Regions from separate parts of the Homo sapiens genome. Here region 2 is linked to region 1. A link is a contact called in ENCODE Hi-C or POLR2A ChIA-PET data. All regions are on one chromosome and are shown on one strand. Each heading gives the region's core, a stretch centred on a gene start or an enhancer-like site at or near the end of the contact. The rest is flanking DNA. Distances are from core to core; before and after follow the strand shown. Region 1 overlaps PRRC2B (proline rich coiled-coil 2B). Region 2 holds the start of NTNG2 (netrin G2).

Region 1 (5,928 bases), core at 2,560-5,059:
TTTCCTACACTGCACTAACACTGCATCCCAGAAATTACGCCAATCTTTGCAGCAATGCTGTGAGACAGGTTCCGTATCCATTTGGGGCAGATAAGAAAACTGAGACTTAAAGGAGCAAAAGACATGATTTGTTCAAGACCTCATAGCAGGTAGGTCTAAGTGGCTGAAAGGAACACTCCTGTCGGCCTGAGGTCAAGTCAGGGCTGTTGCTGGCCCAGCTGCAGTCTCCCTTGCAGCCAGAACCCACAAACTGCCTTAACATGCCTACCTTCATTCCTTCCAAGACATTTACCTGAAACTCCCCAAGAACACAACACAACAGACTAGACACAGGGCAGCTGCCAGCTATCAAACGCCCTTGCTCGTGGGAACAGACATCCGCAGTGGTGTTCATTGTGGAGAGATGTACAGAAGAGCCCTGATGCACCTGCCCATGGGAGGCCCTTGCTAGTTAAGGTGACTGAGCTCCAGGAGGTGAGGGCAATGCGCTACGGGTCCAAATCTTTAGCATGTAGCACAGTGCTGAGCACATAATTAGAAACCCCAACACCTAGGTAACAAACAAGCCCCAAGTGTACAAAAGCCTGCCTGCTCCAAACCCCCGGGCCCCCGGGGAGGGCTGAATCCAGGAACCATTAATAGCTGCGGTCTATGGAGAGCCTGCTGTCTTGTGCCAGGTGCCCTATCAACTCTGCAGCACATGACCCTCTGAATCCTTTCCCAGGTCCTATGAAGGTGTTACTATCACATTTTGCAGAGGAAGAGAATGGAGATTCAAAAAGATTTAAAAGCTGGCCCCAGGTCACCCAGCTTCTAAGTGGTAGAACCTGGACTTGAAGGCAGCTGACCCCAAAGCAGGGCTTCCAGTGTGGGGTGCTGCACTGTGCCTGCAAGGGAGAGCTACTCTCCACCAGGAAGAGGGGGCATGGCATTCCCAACTCTCCCAGCGAGCTCTCTCTGAATTCCAGCTAACAATAACCCCCCCAGGAGCCAGAGCAGTGTAATTCCAAACCGCACCTCCTCTTGCCAGAGCACAAATCCCCGCCAGCCTAGCCTGATGAAACACCACCACCCAGGCATTCCAGTGCTTCATTTCTGCAGTCACTTCAACCAATGGTGTGATCTCCTGGAAGAACTAAACCAAAGTGGGGGGCAGGAGGGGTGGCAAGTGACGCCAAGAGGTTGAGTCGAGAAGTGAGATATGCACAACAGCCACTATCAGGAGCTGCAAAAGCGCCAACAGCAATGAATATTAACAGCAACAAAACCACCAAGGACTGTGAAAGACGGGGCTATGAGAAAACTTAAAATGGAGGCCGTCTCTGAATTTTATGCACCAGGCTCCAGTGTATAACAGTTGGAAGAAAACAGGCAGCAAGGACAATCATTTTACTTGATACAGAAAATCAACCTTAGACCTGGCTGTGTCTATCGCCTCCTTCCAGCTCCCACAGTGGCCTTCACCTAACAAGACACCCAGAGCAACTCCTCCAGTGGCCGCTTCTGCACTGTGAACGGAGCTGCTGTGTCTGATCGCTGTCTGCCCAAGCTCACCAAAACATCAGACCCTACGCTCACCACAGAAAGCCGCAAACAGTAGCTTTTGATTGGAAAATGTGCACACCCAAAACAATCCAAAAAGCCTGTTCATTTAGAAAAGCCCATAGTCCAGAAACATACGCTCACACATATAAGCTGATACAAAGTTTTCTGAAGAGAAATCTGGCAGAATTCTTACCAAAAAGCTATTCAGTTGAAGAGTCCACACTGCAGAACCACATTCTCACACTTACATGCTTACATACAAATTGTATGTTTTTGAAAACAAATCTGGTACAGTTTGACCAAAATTGTGTAATATTCCAAAACTACAAATAGCCCAAATGTCCACCAGTAGGAGACAGAGGTTAAATCAAGTATACCCACAAAATATTCTCTGCAGTTGCTAAAATAGATAACATAATCCGTCTGCGTAGCTGTCAGGGAGCACGCTGAGACATTTTATCACGTGAAAGGGCAGCAGCATGCTTGAAGAATACAAACGTGCATGTGGATAATGTGGGTTTTTTTCTGGGAGGAATCCCAAGAACTTCCTCACACTGGTTTTTTTTTCAGAGAGAGTGGGGAAGAGCCTTTATACCTCCCTGAGCAACTTGAATTTTCTTTTTAAAAAGTCAACTGGGGGCCGGGTGCAGTGGCTCACGCCTGTAATCCCAGCACTTTGGGAGGCTGAGGCGGGTGGCTCGCCTGAGGTCAAGAGTTCGAGACCAGCCTGGCCAACATAGTGAAATCTCGTCTTTATTAAAAATACAAAAAAATCAACTAGGCATGGTGGCGGATGCCTGTAATCCCAGCTACTAGGGAGGCTGAGGCAGAAGAATTGCTTGAACCCAGGAGGCGGAGGTTGCAGTGAGCCAAGATCACGCCATTGCCTTCCTGGGCAACAAGCAAAACTCTGTCCCCACCACCAAAAAAAAAAAAAAAAAAAGTCAACTGGGAATATCTAAACCATGGGATTATAAACGATTTTTTCTTCTTTTACACACCTGTATATTTTTTAGAAACCTAACATTATTTTTAAAACACTTAGTGTGGCAGGTCTGTTCACATGAATATGGAAAAATGGCTGGGTGTGGTGGCTTACACCTGTAATCCTAGCACTTTCAGAGGCCAAGATGGGAAGACAGCTTGAGGCCAGGAGTTCAAGACAAGCTTGGTCAACATAGCGAGACCCACCCCCACATCCCTAAGGAAGAAAAAAAAAGTATTACTGAAAATAAAAATAAGAGAAGTTACGCTTAAAAATACGTATGGAAAAATACTGTGATATTTTGAAAATGCCAAGTTGCAATACAATATAGTATATCCCATTTTTGTTTTTTAAAAAACCTCCCTACATGAGGCCATATTTATACGTGCACTGAGCCTAGAAGGATAAACAAAGCAAATTTATCAATAATGGTTACTGCCTGGGACATTGGGGAAAAGCTTTCATTTCTCTTCAAACACTTGGCTTTTAATTTTGTTTTTTTTTTTTTTTTTAAAGTATGGGCCAGGCGCAGTGGCTCACGCCTGTAATTCTAGCATTTTGGGAGGCTGAGGTGGACAGATGGCCTGAGCTCAGGAGTTTGCGACCAGCCTGGGCAACAAGGCGAAACCCCATCTCTACTAAAATACAAAAAAAAATTAGCCAGGCGTGGCGGGATGCACCTGTACTCCCAGCTACTCAAGAGGCTGAGGCAGGGGAATTGCTTGAACCTGGGAGGTGGAGGTTGCAGTGAGCCGAGATCATGCCACTGCACTCCGGCCTGGGCAACAGAGCAAGACTCCACCTCAAAAAAAAATAAATAAATAAATAAAATAACCTGTATACTTCTGCAATTAACATTTTACCAAAAACAAACAAACAAACAAAAAACCAGAAAATACCACATTATGATTCAGGACACTATCCTCTTCCCAAGGACTTCTGAACACTTGGCCCATTCAGTCCACCGACAGGTCGGTTGGGCAGGCAGGCAGGAGTGATGATGCCCCTCCCAGACAGGCCTGTGCTTTCTGCCCTGGCCTGGAACACAGCTGTTCTTTAAGCTCTGAACCATATGTAAACAACACCTGCCGAAAAAAGTTCTGCAAGACACAAAGGACCCATGGAAAGAGTCCTGGAGATGACCTCCTTTTTCCAGTAGGTCCTGCAGCGATCCATCCCATGGTTCTATACAAAGAGATGATCCTGAAGCGTGTCGGGAAGTTGACGCCGGCTTCCCGGAGGCACAGTCATTCTCTGCCCTCCTCCCTGCTGGCCACTGGCCATACAAGAATGCTTGCATAATGTTCACCATTCAAAGGGCCTCGGCACTCTCTGGAAAGCAGGCTGACCCACAAGTTCTCTTCTGGGACCCATACATTTCTGATTTCCACATAGGAACACATTTTTAATGTTCCAGGGCTCAGCACACTATTTTCAATAGGTGCTTATTTCGAGTCAGCTACATTTTCCAGAATGCCTTCCCTGACTGCCCCACACCCAGACTGAGGTGAGCTTGGTTTCTGCGTGGGCTCCTATAAGACCCCCTTCTCAGACACCTGGCACACAGTGATGAATGGGAAACAACAGAATTCTGCTTCCGGATGCATTTACTCACTCCACTGGGGGAAAGGACCATTCAATACATGAAAACAAAACTATCTACAGGCTGCTGCCCGTCGCTGAATGAATAAATAAAATGTGGTAGATACATGCAAATAAGAGAATATTATTCTGCCTTAAGAATGAAGTTAGTTCTGACACATGCTGCAACATGGATGAACCTTGGAAATACTATGCTAAAAATAAGCCAGACACAAAATGACAAATACTGGATGATCTCACTTACATGAGGTACTTAAGAGTATTCGGTTTCACAGAAAGAAAGTAAAATGGTTGGCAGGGCAAGGTGGCTCAACATTGCCACCATGGGATTACACATGGCTGTAATTCCAGCACTCTGGGAAGCCGAGGCAGGCAAATCGCTTGAGCTCAGGAGTTCGAGACCAGCCTGGCCAACATGGCGAAACTCCGTTTCTCCTAAAAATACAAAAATTAGCCAGACCTGTAATCCCAGCTATTCAGGAGGCTGAGGCAGGAGAATCGCTTGAACCCGGGAGGTAGAGGTGCAGTGAGCCGAGATCGTGCCATTGCACTCCAGCCTGGGAGACATAACGAGACTCTGTCTCAAAAATAATAACAATAATACAAAAATTAGACCAAGCACAGTGGCTCACGCCTGTAATCCCAGCACTTTGGGAAGTCGAGGTGGGCAGATCACCTGAAGTCAGGGGTTCGAGACCAGCCTGGCCAACATGGTGAAACCCCGTCTCCACTAAAAATACAAAAATTAGCTGGGCATGGTGGCAGGCGCTTGTAATCCCAGCTACTCGGGAGGCTGAGGCAGGAGAATCTCTTAAACCCAGGAAGCAGAGGCTGCAGTGAGCCGAGATCGCGCCATTGCACTCCAGCCTGGGCAACATCAAAACTCTGTCTCAATAAAATAAAATAAAATATACAAAAACTAGGCCAGGCACGGTGGCTCATGCCGGTAATCCCAGCACTTTGGGAGGCTGAGGTAAGCAAACCACTTAAGGCCAGGAGTTCGACACCAGACTAGCCAACATGGTGAAACCCCGTCTCTACAAAAAAATACAAAAATTAGCTGGGTGTGGTGGCGTGTGCCTGTAATCCCAGCTACACAAGAGGCTGAGGTTGCAGTGAGCCAAGATCGTGCCACTGCACTCCAGCCTGGGCGACAGTGAGACCCTATCTCAAAAAAAAAAAAAAAAGGAGAAAGAATGGTAAGAATGGTGGCCGCCGCCACTGGATGGGGGAGGGGAGTTGGCATCTAATGGGAACAGAGTTTCAGTTTGGGAAGATGAGAACGTTCTGGAGATGGATGGTGGTGATGGTTGCACAACACTGTGAAAGTGCTTCACGCCACTCAACTGTACACTTAAAAATGGTAAATTTTATGTTATGTATACTTCACCACAATTTTTAAAATTCAAATAAAGAAAAAAACACCTATTTACAAGTTGTGAAAACTGCTATAAAGAGAAACTGTAGGGGGCTCCGAAGAAATCACAGGAGGCTGAGGCAGGAGAATCGCTTGAACCCGAGAGGTAGAGGTTGCAGTGAGCCAAGATCGCGCCATTGCTCTCCAGCCTAGGCAACAAGAGCAAAACTCCGTCTCAAAAAAAAAAAAAAAGAAAGAAAGAAACCACAAGAGGATGAGGCCAAAGTTAGGTGGGGGGCTCTCCAGGGCCTCCTCCCCACCAGACCAGGATCTCCCCAGGAGTCAATGGGGCATCCATGTCCCTAGAAACAAAAACTGTTTAAGACAAAAGGCTTCTCCAGGTTCAAACCAGTAAATGGAGTAAGACCTCAAGCCCCAC
Region 2 (5,928 bases), core at 1,675-4,174, 760 kb before region 1:
GTGTTTCCGTGAAACTCCATTCTCCACCCAGACAGAAAAACGCTCCTGCCAAAAATGACAAACCGAAGTGGCGGACACTTGCTGCCCTGAGCGCCCTGAGCACCTCAGGCTCGGAGCAGCCCCCAGCCAGGGCCCCAGGGCTCCAGGCATGGGACTCATTCATCTGAGTTAGGGCGACCCCTGCCCCTCTCTCTGGGTGAAGGACTGCTGATGGAGATGAACGAGAACCCAGCCAGGACCATTTTCCCCGTCTCACCTCTGGCTGTTTAAAGGGGAACCTGTTACAGAGCCTGCCTGGCCTTGAAGGCGCTCCTTGCTAGAAAACTCTAAGACAGAACGTGCCCGGTGTCTATTTTTGCAACCTGAGAAAATGTAGTAAAAATAAAATAGCGCCGCCGGCAAAGGTTTGGATGCCTCTACCCGAGCTCGCGCTGCCCAGAGCACAGCACGTTCCTAATTAATTCTTCCAGCAGTCGACTCCTAACTGTTCACTAACAGGTAGGGATCTCCTGGCTGCTGGGACAACCAGGACGCCGGGCTGCGGCTTGCAAGGAGGGCGCAGCTGCAACCTTCCTTCAGCTGCAGGACCCGCGGCTGCTCGGGGCTTGCAGGGCGCTGGACGCCGCCGGGCGCGGGGAGGCAGCGAGGCCCGGAGGCCGGGAGGCTGGGGCGAGCGGCGCGCGCGGCGCAACTCGCAAATCTATTAATTGCAGTCCTGTTGGTTTAAATGCCACGCATTCCCTGGAAAATAAATAAATTTAAAAAACCCTAACAACAACAAAATCTGCCAGGGGAAAAATGTGTTTACAACTAGTCAATCAATTGGGCGTTGCTGGCATCGCAGGGGGAATTACGAGCTCAGCACACGAATATTGCAGGCGGGTTCTGCCAAAAAGAAAAAAGAGAAGGGGGAAGAGAGGCAGGAGTCCCCGGATAACGAGGAGGAGCGCAGAGAGTGAGGAGTCGGCAGGGAAATTTTCAGAGTAAGAAGCTGCATCCCGGAGGATCGTTTTCTCCGTGGAAAATTTATCTTCACCTGATATTATTAAGAAACTGCAGCTCCCAGAAACAAATAGAATCAATGTGCTTTATTTTCTTTTAAGAGTCCTCAGGAACCAAGGGGGGCTGATAGCCAGGGTATTAAAACTCGAAAATTAGATTTTATCAGGATTTCTGAACTCAGATTTCTCTGTCTTATTGAATTAGCGCCTCCCGAGCTGGCTGGGCTCGCCAGCAGGTTCCTCTTGGAGTTGCCTGCTGCGCCCTCGCCGTGTGGGAAACTTGCCGCGGCGGGCGCGGGGCCCCTGGGGGCACGGGAGGGAGGGCGCTGGGGGCTCCCGGGGCTAGGGGGGATACTCAGCCCACCCCGGGGTTCCCTCTCCCTCCTCGGCAGGGGCGGCAGAGGGGGGTGAAATCTGCTTTCAGGGGAGAGTGGCGGTTGCCGGGAGGGAAAGGGAGCTTGGCCGGCGGGGTCACCTTCCCGTCCTCTGCCCCGGGCGGGGTCCAGCGGGCGCCCCGCGCTCACTGTAGCCTCGGCGGGCCTCTTAATTCCGGCGGCCCGGGTGTCCCCCCGCTCCGGAGCGGGCCCTTTATCCGGCCCCTGGGTCCCCGCCCGCGGGAGCCCTGGAAAGTTGGGCGCGGGAGGCGGGGCGCGAGCAGCAGCTCCCGGGTGGGTCCCGGCGGGCCGCGGGCGGGGTCGAGGCCGGGGCCAGGGTCGAGTCAGTGCTTCGGGCCGGCTGCGAGCCCTGTGCCTAGGACACCGACGACCCGGCAGCCCCGCAGCTGCTTTTCGTCTTCCCAAAGTTGCGTGCAAGCCACGGCAGCAATTAATAATTAAGCCCGTAATAAAGGCCCGGCCGGGACTGAGGCGCCCCCTTTTTCGGCACTGCCTCTCTTAATTAAAAGACACAGAGCAGGGCGCCCAGGAACTGGCTGTATCCTTTGCCCCGGCGCTGCCGCCTGTGGCGACCCGGCCGCCGCCGCCCCCAGCCCAGACGGCCAACTTACTCCGGAGCGGGCGGACCCCGCGAGCCCGCGGTCCTCTCTTCCCGCCTTCCCGCCGCCTCTGCTCCCCCCACCTGCGCGCCGCTCAGTTCCAGGTTCGACTCCACGCCGGCCCCAAACCAGTGCCTGCGCCCCCTCACCTCCCGACCCCCTCCCGGCGCCGGGAGAAGTTTCCAGCCGGACTGGCCGGGAGTTTCTCTGTGCAACTCACAGGCTCCCAGTTTGCAGAGAGATGGGAGGGCACGGGATGGGGGTGGCTCTAAGCGGTGGCGGTGGAATTGGGGTGGGGGAGAGGCGCGGGAGCAGGGTTAGTTTCCTTTTCCGAGACACATCCGAGCATCCTTGCAACATCCCTCCCCGACACACACACACACACACACACACACACACACACACACACACACACACTCTGTCTCTCTCTCACACACACACACACACACACTCTCACACACACGACGGAAAGGACCCGGGGGAAGCTGGCCAGAAAGACAAGCTACCCCTTTAAGATGCTGCTAAGAACGCACCCTCACACACCCCTCTGGGGCGACTCCAGTTCTCAGCTCGTAGCAGCCGCCACCAAACAACTTTTGCATCCGAGCCTTTGCCGGGCCGCTGTAAGTGGCTCCCGGGCCCGGGCAAGCCTGCATGGTCACCGAAGCCCTTTAAAAATGAAACCGGCCTGGCCAAGCTGCAGCCTCTCCCCCCGCCCGCCTCCCGGGCTCTCCCCGCCCGCCTTACCCCGGCTCGGAGCGGCTTCCCGGCGCGGAGACCTGGGAGGGCCGAGGACCGCCACCCTCCGGCGCTGCGCCTCCCCCCTCGGGCTGGCGCTGGGTGGGGGCGCGGGCCGAGGGCTGCGAGCCGCTGCTCCTTCCCCGCGCCGCTCCCGCCGCTGTGGCCGCCGCCGCCGCCGCCGTCAGATCGGGGCCAGGGAGCCCTCCGGCCGCCGGGGGGGCCGCCCGCAGCCGTCCCGGAGACGCGGGCCGGGGGAGGGGGCCGCCCGCGCCGCCCGCATCGCCCGCCCGGGCTGAGCGGGAGGTCGCCGCTAACAAGTGCAAACTTTTTGGCCCCCCTGGGCGGCCCGGGGAGGACCCGCGCTCGGGCGCCGGGCAGCCCCCGGCCCGGGTGGGCTTCGCGGCGTCTCGTCGGGGAGCCGGGGCATCCCCCCGGCGCGGCGCGGGCCAGATGGCGGGCGCTTCACTGCCCCCCTGCACTCCGCTCCAAGTTAATGCCGAGGCTAAATCCTCTTGCCATCACTCACGATCACCATCGGGGCTTTTATCTCTCGGTCTGATCCGGGCTGCGTAACTTCCTCTGTGTGGCTTTAACACACCATCCCACCACGGAGCAACGGTCTTCTTAAAGGTGCAGGAAGGAAATATTGCGCGGCTCGGGGGACGCGCCACGGCCCGGGGAGGGGCGCGGCGAGCAGGGGCGTCCCGGCGGGCCCGTGGCCAGGGTGGCCCCGGCAGCCTCTGGGGGGTCGCTGCCTAAACATCGCCTCCCGGCCCGGGGGCCAGCGGGTCCCTGCGCCCAGAGCGCATCCTCAGCCGGCTCCGGTCAGGCGCAGCCGGGCTGCAGCTTCCTCTTCCAAAACCCGGGGGCCTGCCGGGGTGCCAGCGCCCATGGGTGTGGGGGCTGCCCCATCGGCACGAGGGAGGGGGGCCAAGTGAGTCAGTTCCCCCACCCCCCACAGCCAAGGGCTCAGGGCTGCTCCTCGGTCTCTCTCTGTGAAGTGCTGCCACCCAGAAGGCCCCAAGCAGTGGGTACCGGGGTGGGTGGGTGGATTTGGGGAGATGGGGAGGGGGAGCGATCTGAGCGCACAACCAGAGCCTGAATACCAGCTGACACATCGCCGCCTCCACCCTGATGGGCCCTGCTTTTGACGAAGCCAAGCCAGCTCTGCAGGGAGTGCAGAGTAGTGGGGCAGGAGGGGCCTGGCTGAGGGGTTCTCTGTCTCCCTCCCCTGCAAGCATGGGAGGCAGGTGTGGGAGGGCTCCGGTAGCAGCAGCCCCGGGCAGAGGCCACCGAGTTCACAATATCATATCCGGCAGCCCTGGGCTCTCTGATCCCCAGGAGGTTTCCTGCCAGCCTGCCTCCCAGGGCTTCTGGGAGAGTTTCCACATCTTCCAGAAGCACATGTGGTTTTCGGACACTCCTGGCCTCCTGGGGTGGGCTCACTGCAGCCTTGAGCAGCCAGCACTGTCATTTGGATGCATCAAGAACAAAGGGCCTGAGGACAGACAGAGAGAGAGGCAGAGAGAGAGAGACCAGCCCAAGGTCACAGAGGGTGTTGGGAATGGAGCAAGACATGGCACCTCAGTGCCCCGCCCTGCTGCCACCCTTCACCTCCACCTTAACCCTTCCCTGTTCTCAGCTGCCCTGAAAACTGGAGACGGAGTTATACTGCTGAATAATATTTGGAATCTTGTGACAAAACAGGAAGAGGATGCAGAATTAAAGACTGTCATCTGCTGTAATAATAATAATAATATATTTATTGAACACCTGTTTTATGCCAGACTCCATGCAAACCAGTTTGTGTGCATTATTCACTGAATCTTCGCCAAAGCCCTGTGACTTCACTGCTAGTAGCAAAGCCTCAAGTTAGAGATGTTAAGTAACTTGCCCAAGGTCACATAGCTAAGGATTGTGGCCGGGGAGGCAGGGCTTTTGGGTTTCTGGGTGATGCTCTCTCACTGGCCTGGCTGGCTGGTGAACTTGGAACACGGCCCAGACTGCTTTGGGGCTCAGTTTCCCCATATGTGAGATATGAACGGTAAATCCTTCTTTTTTCAAAGAGGGGTCAAAAAACAGGGCCATTGTGTGCCTCTACCTGCACATGCTCTCAGATGCCTACCACTGGAGATGGGCCTATCTCACCAAGCAGCCCAGGAAGGCAGACATGGGCCCACCCCTGGTTACCTGTTCTATGCAGGAGGAAGCTCCTTGGGAGAAGAGAACAGATCTTGGTGGTTTGATTTTTAAGCATTCAGCCTGCAGGCAGCAGTGAAGGGCAGGGTGTGGGGCTCCTGCACAGGGTGAGTGATGACCAGGGTCAGCCCTCAGCCTGCTGTCACCCCAGGGCATGGTCATCAATCCCTGGGAACCACCCTGCTCCTCCATCATCACTGTGGACTGGATGCTGTCAGGAATGGCCAAAGAGATGGAGGAGCTGCTTCTTACTTGTAGTTCATCTAAACACAGTGGAGGAACCAGGGGTGCCTCCTCCCTAGCACTGCCAGGATGGTTTCAGTGACCCATATGTAAAGATATGTGCCACTAGAAACAATTTTTAACATGCCTCCCTGCCAGCCCCCACCTCACCAATACTCCCTGCCTCTGCAACAAGCTGATGCCAACAGGCTTTTTTTCGGGGACCTATGCCAGAAGCTGTCTTCTGGTTTCCTCATTTCCAGACCCCAGGATAATGGAAAGAGCACCGCACTGAGAGTTGGGATAATGGGCTTTTCTTGGCTCAGCCCTTACCATGCTGTGTGGCTGGGGGAGATCCCTTCCCTGCTCTTGGCTTCAGTTTCCCCATCTGCACGATGAGGGGATTTGTCCAGGAGGGTGGTCCCTCTGCTATGATCCTGAGTTGACCGCACTCCACAGCAGCCTCCAGGAGACGATGTTCCTTTCAAGTGAACCATAAAGCACTTATTTTCCAAGATAGGGAACAAATAGGATTTCAGCCTTGCGGGGACCAGGTGGTTGACGGACATTCATTTTTAAACTTCATTAAGGTAACTTCTGATAAATGACCTTTTTTCTGGCAATGAAAAGAAGCTGAGCACCAGGGGCAGGAAAGTGTTAATGAATCTCCCTGAAAATAACCGCTGGCTCCCCTCTCACCAGCAGCCTAATCATCCCCTTCACTGGTGGGATTTTGGCTCCAATGCACAGTTTTAATTTGAATTGTGTATG

Evidence for each region. A loop is a pair of places that touch in the nucleus more often than their neighbours do. ChIA-PET counts read pairs that join two places held with the same protein, here RNA polymerase II (POLR2A).
Region 2: a map of adrenal gland shows a loop between it and region 1 (5-fold over the local background). The contact joins the promoter of NTNG2 here to the enhancer-like site in region 1. A Hi-C loop is called at or near these places in 1 of 168 maps with a recorded cell type or tissue (adrenal gland). POLR2A ChIA-PET finds 5 or more read pairs at or near these places in 1 of 52 experiments (OCI-LY7).

The regions. Positions count from the first base shown.
Region 1 is chr9:131,400,777-131,406,704 of GRCh38, reverse strand. All of the region lies in intron 1 of PRRC2B (proline rich coiled-coil 2B), which reads right to left. Among named protein-coding and RNA genes, the nearest start is that of PRRC2B, 9.7 kb to the right of the region's middle. RefSeq lists an enhancer at 4,447-5,438. Within about 2 kb of position 3,809, at least 27 of the 41 ENCODE cell types and tissues checked have a DNase peak (open chromatin) inside an H3K27ac peak, as active enhancers do; they include adrenal gland, where a contact is called at or near this core.
Region 2 is chr9:132,159,054-132,164,981 of GRCh38, reverse strand. It overlaps NTNG2 (netrin G2), which reads right to left and starts at 2,924. Exons shown (of 8, transcript NM_032536.4): 1 at 2,743-2,924. It overlaps LOC124902291 (a long non-coding RNA gene), which reads left to right and starts at 3,282. Exons shown (of 2, transcript XR_007061826.1): 1 at 3,282-3,366; 2 at 4,379-4,524.